Linked DNA regions of Homo sapiens: region 1 is linked to region 2. A link is a loop called in an ENCODE intact Hi-C map of the cell type or tissue named here. Cell type or tissue: PC-9. All regions are shown on one strand. Each heading gives the region's core, and the rest is flanking DNA. Links, peaks and the distances in the headings are about the cores only.

Region 1 (11,573 bases), core at 5,431-7,930, 740 kb after region 2:
AATTAGTTCTGTAAAATTAGCATTCTTTTTATGGGTGGACACTAAACTTTCTTATTGGTTAACTTATTAGTTAGCTAAAAAATTGATAGAGATTTTCTTACAGGCTGGAACCAATAAGTCTCCCAGCTTTTGCTGAGGAGCTCAGGGTGCACGTTGTGGTACACCTTCAATTCCCAGTCAGGCTGCTTGCAACACCACTTTAGGCCTCACTTCCTGCTTGCACAGAAGCTCAACATCATCTAGAGATGACAGCATGACAGCATAGGGCCTTCTCTAGTTTTTCTTGGGCATACACAAACTTGTAAGCGTTAAGTGTGGCATTCTAGATTCCCAGGATTATCACAGAACTTTTCTAATCCACCTATGAATAACTCATTCCTAGCTTTTCCTTTTTTGTGGTTGCCTTGTTGTTTTTTCCTAACTGCTGTCACCAGTTCAGCTAACCACAATATTTAACAATTGCTGCTAATTCTTTGTAGTAACTGCCTACAGGGAAACAGCTTTCTGCACTGGATAAGCTCTGACTTAGCTCAAGTAACAAGTTTTGCACGTGGGATTTTCCAGGGAACAAGCCAAATATTTTTGCACATAGGATTTTCCAGAAGCAAGTCAAATAATGACAGTTGCTTGGGAATTAGATTTTGGAGGAGCTCTAAATCTATTCTGCTCCCTCCAGGCATTGCTACACTTCTGGTTTTTACTATGATCGTTGAACTGCTGGTTTTCAAGGCAATCACAGGCTTGGAGAGAGGGAGACAATATTGGGGCAAGTTAAAACATCACAAAACTTCATGTTTTACCAAGATTCAGCGATTATTTTTCTAATAAACATTACCTATATAATTGAAACCTTTTGCTTAATCTCCAGAGTCCTAAAAAAGTTGAAGTTCACCTTTTTTTTGCAGTGTTCTTGTTGCTTTTATGGAGAAGAAGATTTTTGGAAGTAATATTGGGATTACTGCTGCCCACAACGACACCAAATTCTTGATAGTCTTCATTGATGTTTAACATTGTTTGCACAAGTAGTTAATAACAAATGTCCTGAATGCCTTTTCTTGACTGGATAAAACCATAAAACCAGTCTTGACAATAACCTGAGTTCAGATAATTTTATTTCTTTAAATTATATTTCAGAGTGAGAATTCTTTAAATCTCTTATTAACATATGAAATGTTGATATATCTTATGATAATGCAGATGAATTTCTAATTTAATTCAGTTGGAATTATCAATGTGAAGCATCAAGTATTTAAGAAAATGATGAAGATTTTCTTTAAGCATACACATTTTAAGCATACTTATCTTCTTAATCTCTCCTTAAGACTTAAATTATAACACTGACATCACTAGTGAATTTTTCCAAAGTTGAATTTTTACTTTAAAATTGTAAGCTTTCCAACACACACTCATCTCTCTCTCTCTATCTCTCACACACACACACACACACACACTCACATTTTATTTTGTTTTTAATTGACACATAATAACTGTACATATTTGGTACAGTGTGATGTTTTGGTACCTATATACATTGTGTAATGATCAAATCAGTGTAATTAGCATATCCATTGCCTCAAACACTTGTCAGTTCTCTATGATGAGAACATTCAAAATCTCTCTTCTAGCTATTTTGAAATACACATTAGTTCAGACTATAGTTACCTTACTGTGCAGTTAAACACTAGAACTTATTCCTCCTAACTATAACTTTGTATCCATTGAACATATATATTTTTATATGTGTGTATGTGTGTACATATCCGTGTATATATATGTGTATGTGTATATATATATAGAGAGAGAGAGTGTGTGATGAGAGAGAGATGTTTGTGTATACATATATATAAGTATACATATTCACATTGACAATATACTTTATTTGGGTTCTTATCTAAATATTAGATAAGACATTTTAAAAAATCCACAACTACCCTTCAAAAAAATCTGTAAAGTATTACCCATATATAATTTTTACTTTTTGGCTTGTAAACTTCAGACAAACTTTTTTTAATTAAATAATACATTGAGACACTCAATTTTGATCATTTCTGTAAAGCTGAAAACCTACAGGAACCTGGGACTTTGGAATTCATTAGATTCACTAATGTGGTAACATTTTAGACAAATTTTGCGTAGGAGAGCAAGCTTCTCTGTGAATAAAATACATTACTGAAATCTTGATATTTTCAGACAGATTCCTGATGTAAAGTTTTATGTCTTTCTGTCATTTTTCGTGCAGTATTATTATATAGATTTTTTTCAAATGCATTGTTTTCATGAATTCATTTATAACTTTTAATAGCTCATTTCAATATTTTGTTACTTATGGAGGTACAAATAATGCTCTTTGAAGCATTTTTAAAAGGTATCCTAACTATTAAGTGGGGGTAAGGTTATATCTGAATAATCTTCAGAACTTTTATTTAATATTGCTCTAGATTACTGTTGTCTCTGGTATTTACCATCCTCCAACTCTATCTACTAATTGTGTTATTCAAAAGTGATGTTTTTCTCTATTTATTTACCGAAATTGTTATTGCTATTGTAAATAAAAACCTCATTGTTTAGTACATTGTTTCTAACTTAGTAATCAACTAATTTAGAAGATTCAGTAGGAAAGATAGGAGAGGTCTTATATGTTATACCCAGTCAATAGCTATGCTAGTGGTGAGTGCTATGCACACAGTTGCATGGGACATGACAATAATTACTTCATTTAGAAAGTTTAGAGCAAGGCCGTACAAAAATACTCTTCCAGTGAATATTCAACAACAGTCTAATTCATGGCATAACAGTGTTGTTCTGCACATCAGATTTCTCTGAATACAAATATTAAAAGTAAAGAGATAAATAAAGGTGTATCTGGTGAACACTACCCATAATAATACTTATGTAGTTAGGACAAAATGCATTAGTAGGAATAAAGAGTATGAATGAAGAGAGTCAATACATAATGATAAGAGGTTTGATTTGACAGGATGATATAACAATTTTATATCTGTACTGATAAGCACAACATTGGCTAAAAGTATACAAAGGAAATACAGAATTAAAAGATTAAGCATTGTCACGTTGTTCCAATGAGAACAGTCTGAAATAATAGAGTCCAGGAAAAGACTTTCATATCTATGGAAACGTGATTTATAGTATAGAGTTAACGTTGCAAAACAATGACGAAAGATAGACTTCTTAATAAATGATGCTGAAAAAAATTGGTTATTTGTATAATAAAGGGATTTATCTCTTTCTTAGAACTGTACAACAGTAGATTCTAGATTATTTAACATTTTTAGGTTATAATATGGAACAATACCTATATTACCTCAGAGGCAGAGAAAGTTTTACTAAACAAAATATAAAATTGTATACCATAAAAATAAAATTTAGGTAAGTTTAACTACATTAAAGTTAAAATTTTCTCTTTTTTTGTTTTTGAGACAGAGTCTTGCTCTGCCACCCAAGCTGGAGATCAGTGGTGCAATCTTGGCTCACTGCAACCTCTGCCTCCCAGGTTCAAGTGATTTTCCTGCCTCAGCCTCCTGAGTAGCTGGGATTACAGGCGCCCACCCCCGCGCCCAGCTAATTTTTGTATTTTTTAATAGAGACAGGGTTTTGCCATGTTAGCCAGGCTGGTTTCGAACTCCTGACCTCAGGTGATCTGCCCAACACAAAGTGTTGGGATTACAGGCGTGAGCCGTAAAATTTTCTTTTATAAAAACCTCATACACAAAATACAAGTTATAAAGTGAGAAGATATTTGCAACATATAATTGATAAAGAGGTAGTATCTAGAATATATTAAAAAAACACCTTCAATTCAATAAGGTAAAAAGACAAGCAAACTGAGAGGAGGATTGGAAAAAGCCAAAAAATTGAATAGGCTTTTCATAGAAGATGAAACACAAATGGCAATCAATGATAAAAAGATAATTGGTATATAATTGGTATCAATAAAACCCACAAAAGATTCCTTTTACTACTAACCAAAAAGAAAAAAAGTCACAATGTCAAGTGTTTACCAACTATGTCAAAAATAAATCAACATTTAGGTAAAAACTCTCGAAAACTGCTGCATTTGTAAATCAAGAAATATGTACAAAAACATTCATAGAAACATTACTGAGAAAAGCCAAAGTGTTAACCCCAACCCAATGCCCATTGGCATAGTATAGGTTAATTTTTATTGATTTGTATAATTGAATAGTCCATAGCACTTAAAAAGTGGAAATTGATAAGCTACACTTATATTCAGCAGTATCCATAAATCTCAGAAAAAATATTAAATGTAAAAACAAGGCTCCAAATGATATATTCAATTTAATTCCATTATACAAAGTTATACCTTCACGATAGGTTGGATTTTATTGATTGAGGTAAGAGAAATGCATATCTCATACAGAGAAGGCAATGAATAAAAGGAGACAGAAGTTATATACATATATACAATATGGGAACACATGGGCATGGTGTGTCCACTGAACTTTATTTACAATAAAACTTTATTTACAAAAGAGATAGAGAGCCAGATTTGGCCCTTGGCTTATGTCTGTCCAAATCCTGTGCTAGGGCATGGACTGTCTAAAGGTTTGTTCTGTGCTGTTTTTCTTCCTGTGAGTAGTTTTTCTCCAGTTGATATAGTAGCCATTTTGTGATTTTGGAATATAAATCCCCTTTCTTGATGGATTTCTTCCCTCCTCTCCGAGGAAATGTGTGAAAAGTCCTCTGTGATAGTGAACACTCTGCTGGGTGAGGCCTCTGGAGCCAGACTCCCGAGTGAGAGTCCATTTCATCACAGTGTGGTTTAAAGAAAACGCACATTTAATGTTACGTTCACCTTCACGATTTTGACTCAGGGTAAGTTTGACACATAATAGAGTAAGTAATAAATAAATTTAAATTATTATAGACCATGGTTTCAGTCTTGTGACTGACTTTGTTGTTCACGAGGATGGACATTTTGCTTTCATTTTAGGATCTTAAATTATTTCTTTTAAAAAAAAATCATCTTTTTTTGGCATTAAGATCCTGGGAGTTTGGCCATGTTGTTAAAAAGTAGACAGATTGAGTGGAAAAAGAAAATTCCACACATTGGAATGCCGTATTTTGAAGTACATGGGTCTTGGCATAATCAGTCTTAGGAACCACATGAGATGTTCTTATTTAGAAATAAATGTATCCGGCCGGGCGCGGTGGCTCACGCCTGTAATCCCAGCACTTTGGGAGGCCGAGGCGGGCGGATCACGAGATCAGGAGATCGAGACCATCCTGGCTAACATGGTGAAACCCCGTCTCTACTAAAAATATTAAAAAATAGCTAGGCGTGGTGGCGGGCGCCTGTAGTCCCAGCTACTTGGGAGGCTGAGGCAGGAGAATGGCGTGAACCCGGGAGGCGGAGCTCGCAGTGAGCCAAGATCGCGCCACTGCACTCCAGCCTGGGCGATAGAGCGAGACTCCGTCTCAAAAAAAAAAAAAAAAAGAAATGTATCCACAAGCAAATGTATGAGCATTCTTACCTTAAATTGGAGATCATTCATGACTTTGAGGCTCCCATACTTGATTGTAAGAGATTATATTTACAAATTACAAATAAATGGGACCCCATAAAATCAAGGATTAAGTATGGAATGGGAATTGTTTTATTATTTGGCCTGTGTTTTACAAATACTTGTTAGGATATCAACAATACAGATTATTGGTTTGTGGATTATCATAGGACATTTTTACACAACATTAGCAATTGCAAAATTATCTATATTTCCAGTTTGAACAATATGATATCATCCTGTTATTTCAAGCAATAATAATAAGCCTAAGGGGAAAGTAACTGGATACAACAATAATGAAAACATGCCTAATGGTTTGGGGATTTTTAAAATATTATTTATTTAAATGGCTTTAATGTAACTGATTAGTATGTCAAAGAACTATAATTTGGAGGTAGATTTAATCTCTTCTTAAGCATACCAACTCAAAAACCAAATAAATAAAAATAACAATTGTAACACTGAAATGTGAATATTGTACACTTGTCTGATGAATTTAGCTTAGTAAATACTTCTCAGGGTGTGTTCAGTGTACTTAGCCACTGTGCAAATACCATTTGCAGGTATGTTAATGAGCTTTTTAATAATAATGGGGCTTTTACAAATATAAGCTTTCAGGTTAGCACTCTGGAAGGAACTGAGGGTGGGAGTGTGTAGCTTTGGACAAATAACTAAAAATTATGCCAAGAGAATGAGCATCAAAGGCCTAGCATTACCTGTCATTTCTATTAACAAAGAAAGCAATAATAATAATAGAGCCCCAAAAGTTATTGTATTATTTGAAGGTGAACAATGTTATGTTTTTGTATTTTAGAGTTTAAGTTCTGAAACTGTGTTACATTTTATTTAATAACTGACAATTCTGCAAATTGGCAGCACAAATCCAAGTACTGAAGAAAATTTTATTTCATGGTTTACATTAAGTAGAAAATATAAATGTGATTGAACTAAAAGATAATGAGGAGAAAACATAAATAAGTTAACACAACGGTTACTTTCTTTTAAATTTAGTGAAAGTTTATGAATATAAATTTCTCATTTTGAAGTCCACATAAGTCTAAATGACTTTTTACTTTGCTTTTGTACTCATAGTGTTTTGAGTCAGCACACTTACCTCTAAGTGATCCCTGAATATAAATTTTCTTACCATCAGTCAAATCCTCTTTGCCTTTTTATACTTGGACTAGAAATGGTCCATTTGGATGACCTAGTATTTTCATATGGTCTTTAATTTATGATCACAACTTGTATTTATGTAAGTGGCCACTAGATGGCAGACCTACCACTAAACAGAATTTAGGCCGGAAGTAAATTCTTCAAGTAATGAATTACACAGCAGAGTAGTGTTTCACTTCAAGCTTAGCTCAGATTCTCAGGCTAAGCACTCTCTATTGTTTTAGGGAGGCATGCTAATGAAGATGACGTAACATTTTTACATTCACTTAAGGTTTAATAGTTTACAAGTTTATGTAACTTCTCAGAATAATCTTTTCAGACTGATAAGCACTGCCATATTGCGGATGAAAACATGAGTTTCCCAGGGCGTATGGCAAAGGTTATTTCTTGTGAAAACTGCAAGGAGACAACTTTGAAGAATTTTGCTTCAGGGCTCCAGAATTTAATGACATTACTTTTTGAGATGTATTCTGGGAGAAATTGGTTTTGTATCTGATATATATTTTCTGCTTATGCCCTCTACCTTTATGTTTCCAAAAGAAGTTCAATCCCTCTAGGAGCCCGGAGAATCAATTAGAGCTACAAAACTCTTCCCTCCTCAATGATACTGACCTCTGACATCTTTATGTTCTCTTGCCCTTTGGATTTTGGAGCAGAATTATCTTTATCCAGCTTCCTACCATTTCATCTTTTGTATTCACTAAAACCTACTGTCACCATCACTTAGATTGCCTCTTGATTTCTGATGTTCAGCACTGGGCTCCAGCTCATTTTCGGCTTTTGAAAATAGGCCAGCAGTTTTCTAAAGAACTAACAGTGATCTTTTGCAGAAATTAGAAGTGTGTTTATGTATCTGTGTGCACACACACTTCCAGCCAAGCAAAGCGATATGAAATGATTCCTGATGCTGCTTTTATCTAATTGGCAGCATACAGCCATAATATGCCGCCATTAGGTCAGCATCTCTAGGGTTCAGAACTAACACTTTTAAGTTTTAAAAGCAAACTTAATTTTTTATAAATTTCTAAGATAGAAAAAAAGCAAAGCTGGCACATCTACTATTCAACCCATACTCTTTATTCAAATTACAAGTTTATACTCTAGCTATAAAATACCCTGACCACAGGATAAAATTTTTCATAATAGACAGATGGTGAATTTAGAAGTTGCCTCTCATATATAGAACATTGTATTGATGTGAACACAGGAATGAAACTGTATCTTAAAAATATTTTAGATTACAAGCATATTATATTTTGTCTTTCTTATTACCACAGCAGTATAAGTTTCCCGTAGAAAAACTTAAAAATTTAAATGAAAAATGGAAAAAAAATCTCAAAAACCTAGAAGAGCTTTCCTTTGTGATTGCCTTTATGGAGATCCTTTCAGAGCTTGCAAATTATTTATTTAGCCATTTATCTTTAAGTAGATCTATTTATTTTGAGATAACTATAGATTTATAGGCATTTATAAGAAATAATATGGAGAGACCCAACAATAAATAACACCTTGCAAAGCGATAGTACAGTATTCCAACCAGGGTGCTGATATTGATACAATTAAGATACAGGCGATTTTCATCACCATAAAGATTGCTCCTATTGACCCTTTATAGCCACATATACTTCCCTCCAACTCCCAACCCTTCCTCAACCAGTGTCAACCATTAAAGTATTCTCTCTACAATTTTTCATACAGTATATAGCCTTTTTGGATTGACTTTTTTTCACTCAACGTAAGTCTGGAGATTCATCCAGATTCTTGCATACGTTAGTAGGTTCGTTTTTTTAATTGCTAAGCGAGATTCCATGATATGGCTATACTGTAGTCTGTTTAATCATTCACTCATTAAAGCATATCAGGATGTCTTCCAGTTTGGGGCTATTATGAATTAAGCTATTATAAACATTAATATACAGGTTTTTGTGGTGAACATAGCTTTTATTTTCTCTGGGATAAATTCCCAGAAAGGCAATTGCTGATTATGTAATAGTTGCATGGTTAGTTTTTGTAATAAAGTGCCAAACTCTTTTCCAGGGTGGTTGTGTCATTTTACATTCCAATTAGCCATGTATGAGTGACACAGTTTCTGTGTCATCACTAACATTGGGTGTTGTCATTATTATTTATTTTAGCCATTCTGATAGGTATGTAATGATATTTCATGTGGCTTTAATTTATAACTTCCTAATGGCTAAAGATGGTGAGCAAATTTTTGTGTGCTTACTATTCATATATTCTCCTATAAATTATCTGCTCATGTATTTTATCCATTTTCCAACTGGATTTTTTTAATGTTAAGTGTTGAGAGGTCTTTATGTATTCTTGATACTAGTCCTTTGTTGATGTTGTGGTTTTTAAATATGTGCTCCAACTCTGTAGCTTGTTTTTTGAATCCTCTTAACAGAGTTCTTCACAGAGTAATATAATCTAATTTGGATGAAATCCAGTTTATCAATTTTTCCTTTTATGGTATATATTTCTGCTGTCAAGTTTAAGAACTCTTAAGGGGTGTGTGTATGTGTGTGTGTGTCTGTGTATGTACCTCTCTCTTTCTATATCTGTGTGTGTATATATATATATATATATATATATATATATATATATATATATACACTTTCAAGGTTTGTAGTTGTATGTTGTACTTAATAAACTATATCCCTATATATGTGTATACACATATATATGTGTCTGTAATATATACACATACATATACACTTTCATTTCAAGGTTTTTAATTGTATATTTTACTTAAGAAAAAAAATAGAGGAATGTATACCTAATCCATCTCTCTAGCAGAAGTCCTGCAAATTTGTTTTTATTTTACAAAAGAGAAGCTAATTTATATTTAGTTTTTCAAGTATGATGTCTTCATGCATAACTGGAAAAGTTGAAAAAAGGATTCAAAATCAGGTAAGAGTTTATAAAATAAAATTGTAGGATCTTTGCATTAATATACCCAGTATCATATCATTAAAAATAAAAAATGTTAGCTAGGCATAAACATTACTTCATTGAAATATGCCTGCCTTCTGGACATGATAAATGTTCATGAAAAAAGAAAACAAAATTATGAAAAGAAATATGCCTGCCTTAAACTAAATTTTACCAATAACCAAATTGAATATAGTTTAAAAAAGTAATAATCAAAAATGTTTCTTATTTAACAAATAGTTGGAATGTTTACATTATGCATAGATTTTTTAGTTACCCATCGATGTTCTAAAGGCACTTTTTATCAAAATGGCCTACTTCTGACTAGATTCTGGGTAAATCACAGAATATTTAAAACATGTATATAGGTACCCAGTAGAAATAATTCATATTCATATAAAATGCTCACTTACGTTTTGGTATGTTTAGTATAAAATAACTGCTACTGTTTGTAATTAGAACGGTAAAATTCTTCAGTCTAGGGCTGCCAATATGTTGCAAAGCTCATTTTTAAAAAATCATTAACAAAATCGCTTTTTATCGTTCGTCTAGAATTCAAAAAGGGAGATTATATTGGTCTCTTTTTTTTCAAAATTGTGATATTTTCTTCCCTGAAAAAAATAGATCCCTCCAAAAATGCAGTGTTGTTCTTGAAATAAAGAACAAAATTTTTAAAAATCTGGTGCATTTAGATGTATGTTTCTACTCATTTTTTGGACCTAGTGAATCAAAACTGATTATTTTCTTACTTTTTATGAAAATATCTTCTCTCATTTTTGCTTCTAACCTTAAAATCCAGGAAATTTGGAAAATTTTATATTGATTTCTTTTTCTTCAGTTTATGTAAACAGATTTTTAAATGTATATTTGCATTTCAGTGAAAATAAAGAGGTCAGGAAAAGCTTAAAAATCTTTAGAGCTTTCTGGCACACTTCCCCAAAACATTCAGGTTTTCAGCAGTAACTGGTTAGATTTAGGTTGTGCGTGGGTGCATGTTTATTCTGCATTGTGAGTGTTACACGGATTTAAGCCTTTAGAGAATTATGTTACCGTCTGATCCCTCCTTCGCTTAGTTCTCTAAGTTCAAGAGTTCCTTTTAAGTAAGAACACTTTTTTTTTTCCCTTAAGAAACTATTTGCAGTTTCCTAAGACTTCAGTGATTTAAAAATATTTCACAATCATGAGGTCAGAACAGGGTTTATGTAAGCCTCTGCCTTAGTCTGTTTGGGCTGCTGTAACAAAATGCCATAAACCGTGTAGCTTATAAACAACAGAAATTTATTTCTCACAGTTCTGAAGGCTGGGAAGTCCAAAATCAAGGCATATTTGGTGTCTAGTGAGGTTCTACTTTCTGGTTCATAGATGACACTTCCTGGCTGTGTCCTTACATGGTAGCTAGCTCTCTGGGGCCTCTTTTATAAGGGCACTAATCCCTCATGACCTAATCAACTCTCAAAGCCCTCAACTTCTAATACTGTCATCTTGTGGGGTAGGATTTTAACATATGAATTTTAGGGGGACACAAATATTCCTCTGCTTTTTGTGAATTTTTGTGAATTTTACATATATTTAAGACTTTTAAAGAATAGTAAGTTACTATCTGATCTCTCCATTGTTCAATTCTCTAAGTTTAATAGTTCCTTTTATGTAAGAGCATCTTTTTTCATAAGAAACTATTTGCAGTTTCCAAAGACTTCAGTAATTTAAAAATATTTCAAATACATAAGGTCAGAACAGGTTTATGTAAGCCTCCATTTGCGTGTCTAAATGATGGTTTTCAGAAGCATTATCCTTTCTCCTTTTCTTTACTTTCAGACCATCAACTGTCACATTCTCTTAAGAATCTTTTTACTTCTTCATTTAATTGTATAATTATACTCTTTCACAAATACATGTGCGCACACGTATGTGTGTGCACAC
Region 2 (11,573 bases), core at 6,144-8,643:
AGAATTTTCAATGTGTTTGATAATTATTTGTTTTAGTGTTCGCTGGTCGGTGTCTTTATGTCTGTTGTACATTGTGATAATCAGTATAAAAATCATAGACTTAGATAACATGAGGTGGAAGAAGCTGTGCCTATGTGAAAACAGAAAGTCAAAGACGATGTTCTAGACTTCTAATGATGTAAAATGGGCTTGGGGTTCTGTAACATGGAGGTTACTGATTTCTTTTTGGCTCATGCCAAACATAGAACAACAAACCCCACTCAGTATCTCACTAAGGGCTTTTTGAAAAGAAGAGGTAGTTGCCATTTTAGAGTTTACAAAGTACTTTTCACATTTCGTCCTCCCAATTACCATGAGCAGTCAATAGTACACATCTGTGTTACATATGAGAAACTTCAAATTCAGAAAAGCCAGGAAATGTACCTGTGATGACTTGATTAGCAAGTGTCAAAGGAACTTGAATTTAGGTCTTAATTTCTAAGGCCCGTATTCTACCATGCCTGGCTGTGATATTTCCCTCAAATGCAAAAGAATCATAAATTATTGTTATTTAGATTTTATTGGTAGTATTAAGTATCCAAAATCATCACCAACTTTTGGAGGCTAAAAGAATTTGGGTCCAATTCTGTAGGCTATTATGATTAGGAAAGCAGTGACTTTCACCTATGTATTATTATTATTTCTTTAATTCATTTTTAATTAGAGCTATTTGATACAAACTATTTAACATCCATCCATTTTATTTCTCTTAAAACTTGTGTCATTCAAATTTACCTATATATTCTGTTGTGCTCATTGTTTCCCCCAACTGCCTCTGATTTTTAGTGTAGGTAGCTAGGAGAATACAACAATAGCAAAACTCCGTGGGTTAGCTACAGATCTGGATTCTAATGAGAATCCAGAGCAAAAAGGAATAGATGAAGCAACACAGATTCTGAATTTTTTATTTCTCATGGCTCGATTCTTACTTGCCATGTCTGGAACTCACTTTATCTCAGGCTTCATGACCTGATGCTTGTTTCTGATGCAGTCTAATCCACACTTTAAATAAACGATTTGAGTTCTCATTTTGGTAAATGTCAAGGGAAGAAGAGATATTTCATGCACCTACAGCATCCTAAAACCTCTTGCCAAATCCATGAATCTGACTCTGCATTATCCTTCCCCAGAAGGAGAGCATAATTTCATTATCCATGAATCATCACCTCTTAGACTGTAACATCATTGTCAGAGAGCCTAATAGAACCAGTGTTCAGCTGGCTGAAAAGGGGGAGGGAGGGAGAAAGCGCTGAGGCAAAGCACAGGTCACTGGCACAATCAGCAAACTGGAGAGTTCTAAAGCCGGAAGGGGAGGCCCCCCTCCTTTGACACCTTTGACATATCCCTGACCAGTAAATGACTGATGCTGACTCTTTTGATATAATATTAAAATTTGTTTTTCCTACCTAAATTACATGTATCTTGCTGATGAAAAATATTAACCCCTTTAATAAAAATATCAAAATGCTTAGCCAGCATCGATGAGTATAAGCACTCTAAAATATTTCTTATCTATTCTTATTGCGTTATTACTCGCTTTTCATCTTGGACACTTATTTCTAGCCTTCAGTACCAATTCTATGGCCTCTGTTCCAGCATTACTATAAAAGTCAAAATGAAAAGTATAACATTCAAAAATTACATTATAATTATATTTCCCAAGGAAATGAATTAAATAAAATTCAAATCTGATTTACTAGTCAAAAAACATGTTGTAAACCACGTTTACATAAGGATTCAGGATAAAAAGCTAAAATGTGTGAATAGCTGTGGTTAGTCTAACCAGACACTAGAGGTCACTGCTGCTCCATAGAAAGACAATTTACTGCCTGTCTACTTAGGTAGTTCACTCACCAAATCAAGTAAAAAATTGTTTAAATTCTTTGAAAAGATGTAATGTCAACGTCCTTGGAAAATACAAACTCATTTCAATGCAATATATCTTGCATAAGTATTGCTTACAAGACTGTGGCACTGGGACTATTTAACTACATGCTGTGGTAGCACTATGTGTACTGGGGTTAATAAAAATGGAAAAAAACTCACATGAAGTTTAGAGACTAAATCCCATTTCTTCTCTGTTTTGGTAAAGCAAAGTATTCTGTGTTCTGTTGTATAGTTCAACAGGTCAGGCTTTTTTTTTTTTTTTTTTTAACTGTTGTCACCTTTGAGGGAAGTCCAATATTTTATGTAAATACGTACTAGAAAAATAAATATCAATCACATTTCTCTAATCTGCATGAACTTGAAATACTTATACAAATAGATTTATGATATGTAGTCCAGAAAGTACCATGGGATGGAGGTGAGGCAACAACTTTTGAGCAGGAGACTGGCAGTTGGCGTTTTAAAATTTACAGTGGTAAACTAGTTATTAAATCTACAAGAATTATATATCTGTGCTCAGAAGATACTGAGAATTACAGAAGATTCATTCTCAAAGAGTGAGGAGAAAGAAAGAACTTTTTTCCCATAATTTCATGTCCCAAATCAAAATGAGTTTTACCACCTAAGGGATTTTATTTTCGTTCTTATCTATTATTATGTTTATTAGTAAAGTTAGGCATTAAAAAGTGACAGCTTTCAAAATATTGGTGATTCATTTAGTGTTATATCATATTTTATATTCCAAGTAGCTTTGAATTTTAGGAATGCTTTTCAATACAGCAAGCATATTTTATATATACTAGTAGCACCATGGCATTGAGAATTTGCAATAATTCAAAAATATAAGTATTCCTTGCCTAAATATATTTGGTATCCATCACAAGTAAGGCAGAAGGTTAAGTGAAAAAGAATAGAAATGGGGTTCTTCACTTTAAGACTGCATTTCATTAATACAAACATCTTTAGTACAGATAAAAATGAGGCTAGCCAAAGAAAATTTCTTTTTAAGATGGAATATGTATTTACTGATGCTTTATGAAAAATGTAAAGTTACAACTTCAGTAAAAAAATCACAATAAGCTCAGTCATCCAGTAAGCTGTGAGGAAGTATCTGCATTATTAATCCATTGGAAATATGTGACTTTTTGTCATGAATACATGTATATTCAACAATTATTCATGGGTAAACATTGTAACTAAGATGTTTTTCTGAAGTGGCATCTATTGTAAGATTTAATCAATATCAAAGTACCTTGAGAAATCCACTTTAACTATTTCTTTTTCTTTATTGCTTATAAAAGTATGATTTTAATGATCTGGCATCCTTAAAATTTTATTTTATGGTGACTTGCCTAGATTTTTCCTCTCAGCATATGAAAAACCCCCAAACAATAAAAAAAAATTAGTAAAAATAGCCATTCACTTTTTCTTTGTTGCTGCAGTGATTCTGTTTTCAGAGAAGAGGGACATGGTTAAAGATGTAGGGGTTGGCAAGCCAAATTAAATGAAACAGCCTCAATGTTGCAGTTCCTGATATTTGCTTCTATAATAGAACTGTTCATTTTGGAGGATGAAGGAGAATACAGACTAAATATATCTTTCTAAAAACCTTAATTGACTGTGGTTCAAGTTACTCAAATATGGAAGCTATGATATTCGTGCTGCAGTCAATAAACTTTCACCAATGACATAAAAACATGCATGCAGCTTGCAGATTGCCAACAGGGTCTGTACAGAACTGTACTGATGGATGAGTTCACAATACAGATGAACGCAGGGACATTGTAATGTCAGCAATAGAAAAGCAACAGAGAACTGTCATAGTGTTGGTCTTTTTTCCTCTAAGATTCGTTTTATACATTTATTAAGGTGTTATCAAAGTCGTCCTTTTCAATGAGGCTGTGGGTGGAAGGCACGTCTTGGAATGTGTTCTCTTTACACATCTGAATGAAGTGTCTGTCATTAGGGGACTGGTGTGTGCAGGACATGTAATGGAACACAACAGGGCAGCCTGACAAATTCTGAACAGAACAGGACAGAGCTAAGGATTCTACTAACTACATTAGGGTCTTCGAAAAAACTGGAAAGAGAAATTCTGGTAAGCTCTCAACCACATGCCTGTAGCAAGCTGCTTTCCCATTCGCGAACCTTATCTGAAAACTCCCTAACTAATGTGAGGTGTGGTGGAGAAATCTGGCTTCTCAATGCTGTTTCATTTATTTATTTATGAAACATACAGGCTAGAAGAAATTGGCAGTGAAACCTCTAGTCTGATTTTACAGAGATGGGTTTCAGAGACAAGGCTGAGTCGAAAACTTTACATTTTTGTCATCTCCTCACATTTTGCAGTTGTCTGCTTGCAGTATTTTAACCCTTCATCACTTTGTCCCTGTGCTTGCCTTACTGTAATTCAGACACCTCTGGAAACTGCTCAGGGTGCTGCTTTAACCTAGCACCATCTTTTGATAGTTTCCTGCAATTTTCTTTTCTAAGTCAGGCATTGGTTTAAAGGCTCTGCCTGTCTGTAAAATGTTCCCATAACTGAGTCATCTCCAAGAATCAGCTCAAGCTCCGAGCACCTGGAATCATTCACCTCTTTCCTTGATTTGCCAGTGAGGTGCAAACCTTCTATAACTGTAGATTTGGTCCCACCAGGAGGCTAACAGCGAATGTGGGGGATTACTTATGAAAGAAGTTTTATCTTAAAACAAATGCGACATTAATGGAATCAGTAAAGGGTCTTATACAATAGGTATTATATTAAACCGGAGTTCAAGCTTCACATTGATTGTGGTATTTAAATTTCAATGGGTTGATTATGTATGAGAGGAAAATGACCAGTATTATGAATGCACTAAAACGGACAAGGAAGGATCTTGCCAGCAAAGTGAGAGGGAGAGGGAAGGGGAGGGGGGGCATCGCGTTCCCTTGATAGTCACCAGAGTTCAATAAAGCACCACTTATTTCCCAGCTTTTAAGAGCTCTTTTTATCACAATGGTTCATACCTCACACTCCCTGGAGCCCGATTTGTTATAGGTGCAGGGTCCCGTCCCATTCAGCAGCATCTCGCTGGTCTCCGTGTTGGTGGGTTTATAATCTACATAAAATTCCTGGGTGCTGGGAGTCATTTGCTTTAGGGACTGTCTTTTCTTTTTCCTGTGCCTTCGCATGAGGGAGCGCTGCTGCAGCTGCTTCATGCTCGCAGGGTACCGCTTCCATGACACGTAGATAACCAGCAGGATGACGAGCACGGACAGGAAAAGCGCCACGCTGCCCGCGATGATTTTATGGAAAGAGATGTGCTCGGCGTCAGCATCGGTCTCTGGGCCGGGCTCTGTGGCTCCCACCGTCGGGGGCAAAGGGGGTTTGCTCTCATGCTTCGGCCTGGGGAGCTTGGGCTTAAACGTCGGCTTTGGGAGAGCCCTGGCCAGATCAAACCTCTCTGTAGTACTTTTGCCACAGATGCTGTAGTTCTTCACTGCATCGATCACATTTACTCCTTGCAGCTCTTTGGGACTGGCACAGATAATTGTATTCTCCCTTAGACCTTTAAAACTTTTCAGCCAGTTTACAAGGGAGCAAATATTTCTGCTGCATTCCCATATATTCCCAGCAAGACTGATGTCATTGAGGGATATCCAAGAATCCAAAATCTCTTGACCAATAAATGTGAGCTTGTTGGAATCCAGGTTGAGGCGCTGCAGATTCGGGACACACTGGAAAACACTGGGTCCACTGAAAGCTTCGATCTCATTGCCTGATAAATCAAGCCTTTGTAAGGAGCTCCAGGTCCAGGACATGGTCTGTCCTATGACACTGATTTTATTCCACTGCAAGTAAAGGTTCTGAAGGCTGACCAACCTTGGAAAAAGGGCCAGGTTGAGCTTGGAAAATTGATTGTGCTCCAGGTGAAGTTCTTTGAGTCTGATCATGCCAGCAAAGACATTCCTGGCTAAACTTCGGATCCGGTTATATCCCAGGTCCAAAAGTTCCAGGTTGCGGCAGTCTTGGAATATTCGCACAGGGATGGTTCTCAGGGAGTTAGACCGTAAATGTAAACTCAGCAGCTTCCGCAAGCCCCGAAACTGTTCAGATCCCAGAGAATGCAGCTGATTATAGGACAGATCCAAGTTCCGTAAATTTGTCACAGGTCTGAAGGTATTGTTAAGAAAATAGGAGATTCTATTGGAACTAAGAATCAGCTCTTTGAGTCTGCGTATTCCATTAAAAGCATTTTCGTCAATATTGCTGATATGGTTATGGTCAAGGTATAGCCAGGTGAGCTGGTTGAGCCCTTTAAATTGATTATACTTAAGTTTTTGAAGGCTGTTATAGCGAAGGGACAAACCTAAGCAACCAGCAGATATACTTGAGGGTATCTCCTGTAATTTCTGAGATTCACAATATACCATTTTGCCTTCACACCTACAGCCCTTAGGGCATCCTCGTTCGGCAGAAGAAAGCATTGTCAGTAAGACAGTGGGGGCTATAACCAGTGCTACAGCTGATCCGCTCAGTAGCCTAATTACATTGAAACCTGGAAATAAAAACAACTTAGAAAAGTTATCCCCCCAAAAAAGAATTAATCCTTAATCAAGCAAAAATAGGCATATATTTTTCATTTTTAAAAATTTAAATCTAAATAACACTTAACATCACATATTATCTCTTTGTAATTAAAGAGAATTGTCTTTAGTGTTTTGTTTTTTTAAATAGTTAAACAAGGAAACATGCCACTAAGCAAATAAATTCATAGTCTTAGAGCAGAGCAAGGTAATCTCTAAAATAATTAAGGCAGAATTATTACACACACTAGAGGTTTTTTGTTTTTTGTTTTTAAGAAGGAAAGAAGAAAAATGACAAAACATACCCATCCTTTGTATTGTTCAAAGGTCGTCCTTAGGTCTTTTGCTTTGGCTTAGGGGCCAGTTGCATGACAGCCCCTGTCAGCTGCACTGTAGTGAGTCAGGGCTCGCTGACACCCAGGAAGAAAAATTGGACCCCTTGGGAGATGGACCGATTTTGGAACATTATTCTTTGCCAGCCACGCAGAACACTCCAAGAACAAATAAATCCCAACACCGCATTCGCAGCAAAACATCAAAATCTTCCTAGGTAATAGGATCTTCATGGATATTACGTTTTTGCATCTTTACAGTTTTTTGGGGGGTGGGGAGGGGGCGGTTAAAAAAAAAACTGGATCCTACAATTTCTTCTTATCGAAAAACATGATGTATTCTTCCAGGCAATTTGGGGCTACCTGAGCTGCCACATCTGTATTCCATACCCCAGCAGTTCCCGTGATGAGCACCCAGTTCAGCCACAGAGCTGCGTTGGAGCCCAGAAGGCAGGAGAGCCCCGTACCGCGCACACGCTCAGCTCACTTCTGCAGACTGTCATTCTGAAAGCTGCTCGGACTGTTGCTTTGGTTTCAGTGAATGCAGTCTTATGTAAAGCTGCCCCCAGTGGTGAAGAACATTATGGGCATGTGCAGAAATGTCTCTCTTTTATCTTGCAAATGAGCAGGCTCTCTGCTGGAAAATGAATGATTCTTTTGGGTGGCTCAGTAGGAACTGAATGGTCACCGTGATCAATAACTAGCAACATTTTCTGTGATTTCCAAGTCTTGTTTTACAATTTGGCAACGTCTTTATTGTCTGTGTCCACTTAATTGCTAAACATGTGCTGCCCAGAGTTTTTCTGGAGCTTGACATTAAGTTCACAGACCGAACGTCAATTTTTCTTAACCTCAACGCAGGCTTTAAACTGAAATTTATAAAATGAATTATTGAGCTTTTCACAGAGAAGCATTAACTGCCTGCCCATTTGACCTCTTGGAGTCACAGTGATTATATTATGCAAGGTGTCTCAGGATGTTAGAACACAAACATTTTGGAATAGAGGGGATGACTGATGACAAGTGAATTAATGTGTCCAATAGCCTTTCCGGTTTTCTCACAGACGATATAATTGATTTTATGGCTATAGTTTCGTTTGTTGTTTTGGTTGTTGTAATTCTCTTTTAATTAGAAGGGAAATAAACCATTTTTAGTGTTAGGATACGAATCAAGAGATCATTTGGTTCATACTTTATTGATGTTGCTGCTATTTATTACACTAATAATATTTATGGAGCACTTTCTAAGTGCTTTAAATGGGCTACGTTGTTTTCTCTTTAAACAATAGTATGATGTGGGTCCTATTATAACCTCTCTTTTAAAGATGAGGAAACAGACTTGGGGAGGTAACTTTCTCAAGGTCATACAGCAAGCGAGTGCTAGAGCTGAGCTTCAGAAGCGAGTCATTCTTATGCCGAACCACTAACCACTAGATGATCCTGTTCAACAACATTGTTATCTTCATTTAAAAAAGAAGTCAGTGAAAATGAAGCCGATTAAAGGATTGGGGCAAGGAAGCTGTGATTAGCAAATTCTTGCTTGTTCTATTAGAATTGCCTAAATTTCTTTTGGTCTGAGGTTCCTAAAGAAGTATAAAAACTAAGGCAGCGTAGTTTAGTGATTAACAGCATAGATTTTGGCACCTAGATTCCAACTCCTGGCTACAATTTACCAGCTATGTAACCTTAAGCGCGTTACTTACCTTCCCTATGCCTCAGTTTTCTCATCTGCAAAACGGGCATAAAAACAAAAACTCACTTCATGTTTTGAGAATTAAGTCATTTTAATATCTGTATGTTACTTAGAACAGTGTGTTGCATGCAATAAGCCTGTGTAAGATATTTGAATAATATTAACTTTATTTGTACTTGCTAGGATTACGTACTGAATATTGACTATACTGACCTTCATTAACTCACAAAGAACAACTTTAGTGAGCATTTTTAAATATTGTACATGGTGGATTTCTGAGATTTACTCAGTCTTGCCTTCTTTGATGAGATAACTTCCTTTATGTTCATCATCTGAACTTTATCTTTAAAATAAATCTTCTGGTTCTGTGGATCATGACTAATAATGTTCGATTCTTTTCATCTCCAAAGTAGAACATAATAACATCTGCCATGTAGAGGCATTTTATTTAAAAATAATGGTATTCTTGAAAAAGTTTGCCTTGTTGTTTTTTGTTAGGTGAACTGTCTGTGGAAAACCGTGGAGAGCTTTCACATTCTCCAAGGATGAGATGTTTGATAAAGGCTAGTAATGACAATCAAAAGGGGTCCTACAGATATAGTACAATGGATATTACCAATTCCTTGGGCAGTATGTTCTTAATAGGGCAGTGCTTTCCCCCAGAGTTACCTAAGCTGTGAATGCACATGAAACATCCAGTGAGTTTCTTAAAAAGATAGACTGCCCAATCCCTCCCCCAGGATTCTCATTCTAGGGGGATGGAAGAGTGTGTGCTTTTCAATAGTCTCTGATGAAATAAGTTTAAGAAACTCACTGTGAAGGAATGATTAAAAATAATATTTTCTCCTAGTAGGAAGAGAGGGTTTGCACACTTATAATACTGAGATGTAAGTTCCACAAGGACAAAGACAATGTTTTGTCTACTTCATTTTTCCTAATATCTACAACAGCACTTGGCACATTGCAGACATGCAATAAATAGCTATTGAAAAAAATATGTTTTTATATCAGTCACAAGTACAATGGATATAGTATAACTGATTATGTAATGTTCAACATTTGTACATGGGATTGAGTCCTGAAAATTTCCTCAGTCAGTGAGACTGGAAACAATTTTGGAGAAAGTATTCTTAAAGGAGGTATATACAAAGACAAAAACTAGAAAGTGAGAAAACTTAGTTGATCAGAAAGTGATCTTTACTTTTCACAGATATCTTGTCTTCATAGTTAAACTACAAATTTCATGAGAACAGTAAATATGCTTTTGACTATTCTCCTTTGCACAGCACAGAAGGGTAATACTGAACCCTTATCATTTAATATCCCAAATGGGCTTGACAACTTGTATCTCTCAAAAACAGACTAATGAGAATTATATTGATAACTTCTCTCTCACACCTCTGTTGCTTGAAAGGCTCTGAGTTTTCCCCTCACTCTCCCACGTAGTCATTGAGACATCTGTTTTGCCCAAGAGCTGCAGAGAGCCACTCCAGGAGGCTGGAGGACCCATTAACTTTGTGCTTCTTGCTCATCATACTTTACTTCCCATTGACAGAAGAACAGAGGAACCCACTGAGAATGTGGGCTCTCACTTTGCTTTTCCTGGGATAAATCTTCTTGAATTATTTACGGTGAATATTATTCTCTGCTGTGTTACACACATTGCTCTTAGTTTTCAGACATTTTTCTTTTATCTTGGTTCCTGATCTTATCTTACTGCATAGTTCTGACTTTACACCTACCCTTTGGATCTTATGATTAATATTTATTTAGTCTTAATACTAACAACTGAGGGTATAAAATATTAGAGTGAGTAAATAAGACCTAGTATTGGCTAGCACAATGGGGTGACTATAGTCAATAATGAATTAATTGTGCATTTAAAAATAACTAAAAGTATAATTGGATTGTTTTTTATACAAAGCGTAAATGCTTAAGGGCATGGATACCACACTTACCCTTATGTGATTATTACACATTGCATGCCTATATCAAAACATCTCATGTACCCCATAAACATGCACACTTACTATGTACCCACAAAAATAAAAAATAAAATAAAAATAAAACAAAACTATATGACAGGAATGATGTGCTACAACAAAAATTGCTTTGGTAGCAATGTATTGATTGACAAGGAAAAATGTTCATAATGAAATAATATTAAGGAAAAAAATACTGACCATCAATCTCTTTCTCAACAGTAATCAGTAGCCACTCTTGGACTGAGTCAGCCTCCAGGAACTGTGTATGGCCCCTACTTTGGCACGACCCCTTAAGTCGGCATCACAACCAGGTCTGATCTGGTTCAGGATAATAAATTGTTTGAAGAGGGAAGATTATCCATGAGGCTAGTTGAGAAATCCAAAACAAAATAATGTGATTCTAAGCCACACTGAATACTTGAGGCTGCAGAAGTTACTGCAAAGACATAGAGTAGTCCCTCAAGAGAAAAAGAAAAGACTGTGTTCTAAAAGATTTTAGTAATTTGCCTGTATACTTTTTAAAAGTTTTTTCTCCTTTTACTTGTCGACTATAGCGAGCTGATTATTTCTGATTTGCCTTTCAGCAGAAGCAAAATTATATTGCATTATGTATTTAGAAACTAGCAACTTCTTTTGCACTTAATATCGCATACAGAACAAACCGTAAACTACCTGACGAGTTAAATATCCCCAATGCATCCAGGGCCTTAATGATTTATACAATTATAAAAATAGTGTCATGTATCTAAAGACTTTTTATTTTATTGTGCTTATAGGACTTCAAATAGCTAAACATATTTTGTTTAAATTGGGTAAATAAATCAAATCTCAGTTTGGCAATACTGCCAAATTTTAGTCCAATATGAAACTGAGTTGCCAGATATAAACTTAGAAATTCATAACTGAAAGAGAATGGACTGATATCTTAACAGTTGTTGACTTCAGATATTTTATTTATTTTACAAATATTTAATTTGAATAACCATTGTGTGCTAAACACTGTTCCAGACACTGGGAATACATCTGTGTGCAAAATAAAGGCCTGTACCCTTGTGAAGATTACATTCTAAA

The links. Peaks named below come from ENCODE experiments on the same cell type or tissue, not always from the same donor. Only the 100,000 strongest peaks of a DNase experiment are listed, where the experiment ranks them.
Region 1: a loop joins it to region 2, with 6 times the contacts of the local background. A loop is called at or near these places in 10 of 110 quality-filtered maps.

Annotation. Positions count from the first base shown.
Region 1 is chr10:66,176,160-66,187,732 of GRCh38, reverse strand. The region is part of intron 13 of CTNNA3 (catenin alpha 3); the gene reads left to right. Among named protein-coding and RNA genes, the nearest start is that of CTNNA3-AS1, 100 kb to the right of the region's middle. In PC-9, for the core only: a CTCF peak has its summit at 6,813 (motif pointing right); a DNase peak (open chromatin) is centred at 6,812.
Region 2 is chr10:66,921,812-66,933,384 of GRCh38, reverse strand. The region is part of intron 7 of CTNNA3 (catenin alpha 3); the gene reads left to right. LRRTM3 (leucine rich repeat transmembrane neuronal 3) reads right to left here and starts at 7,349. Exons shown (of 3, transcript NM_178011.5): 1 at 6,798-7,349; 2 at 4,933-6,464. The coding sequence starts at 6,801. All of the region lies in intron 3 of LOC101928961 (a long non-coding RNA gene), which reads left to right. RefSeq lists a silencer at 7,377-7,486 and an enhancer at 7,106-7,962. In PC-9, for the core only: CTCF peaks have their summits at 7,171 and 7,371; no DNase peak of the experiment used is centred there.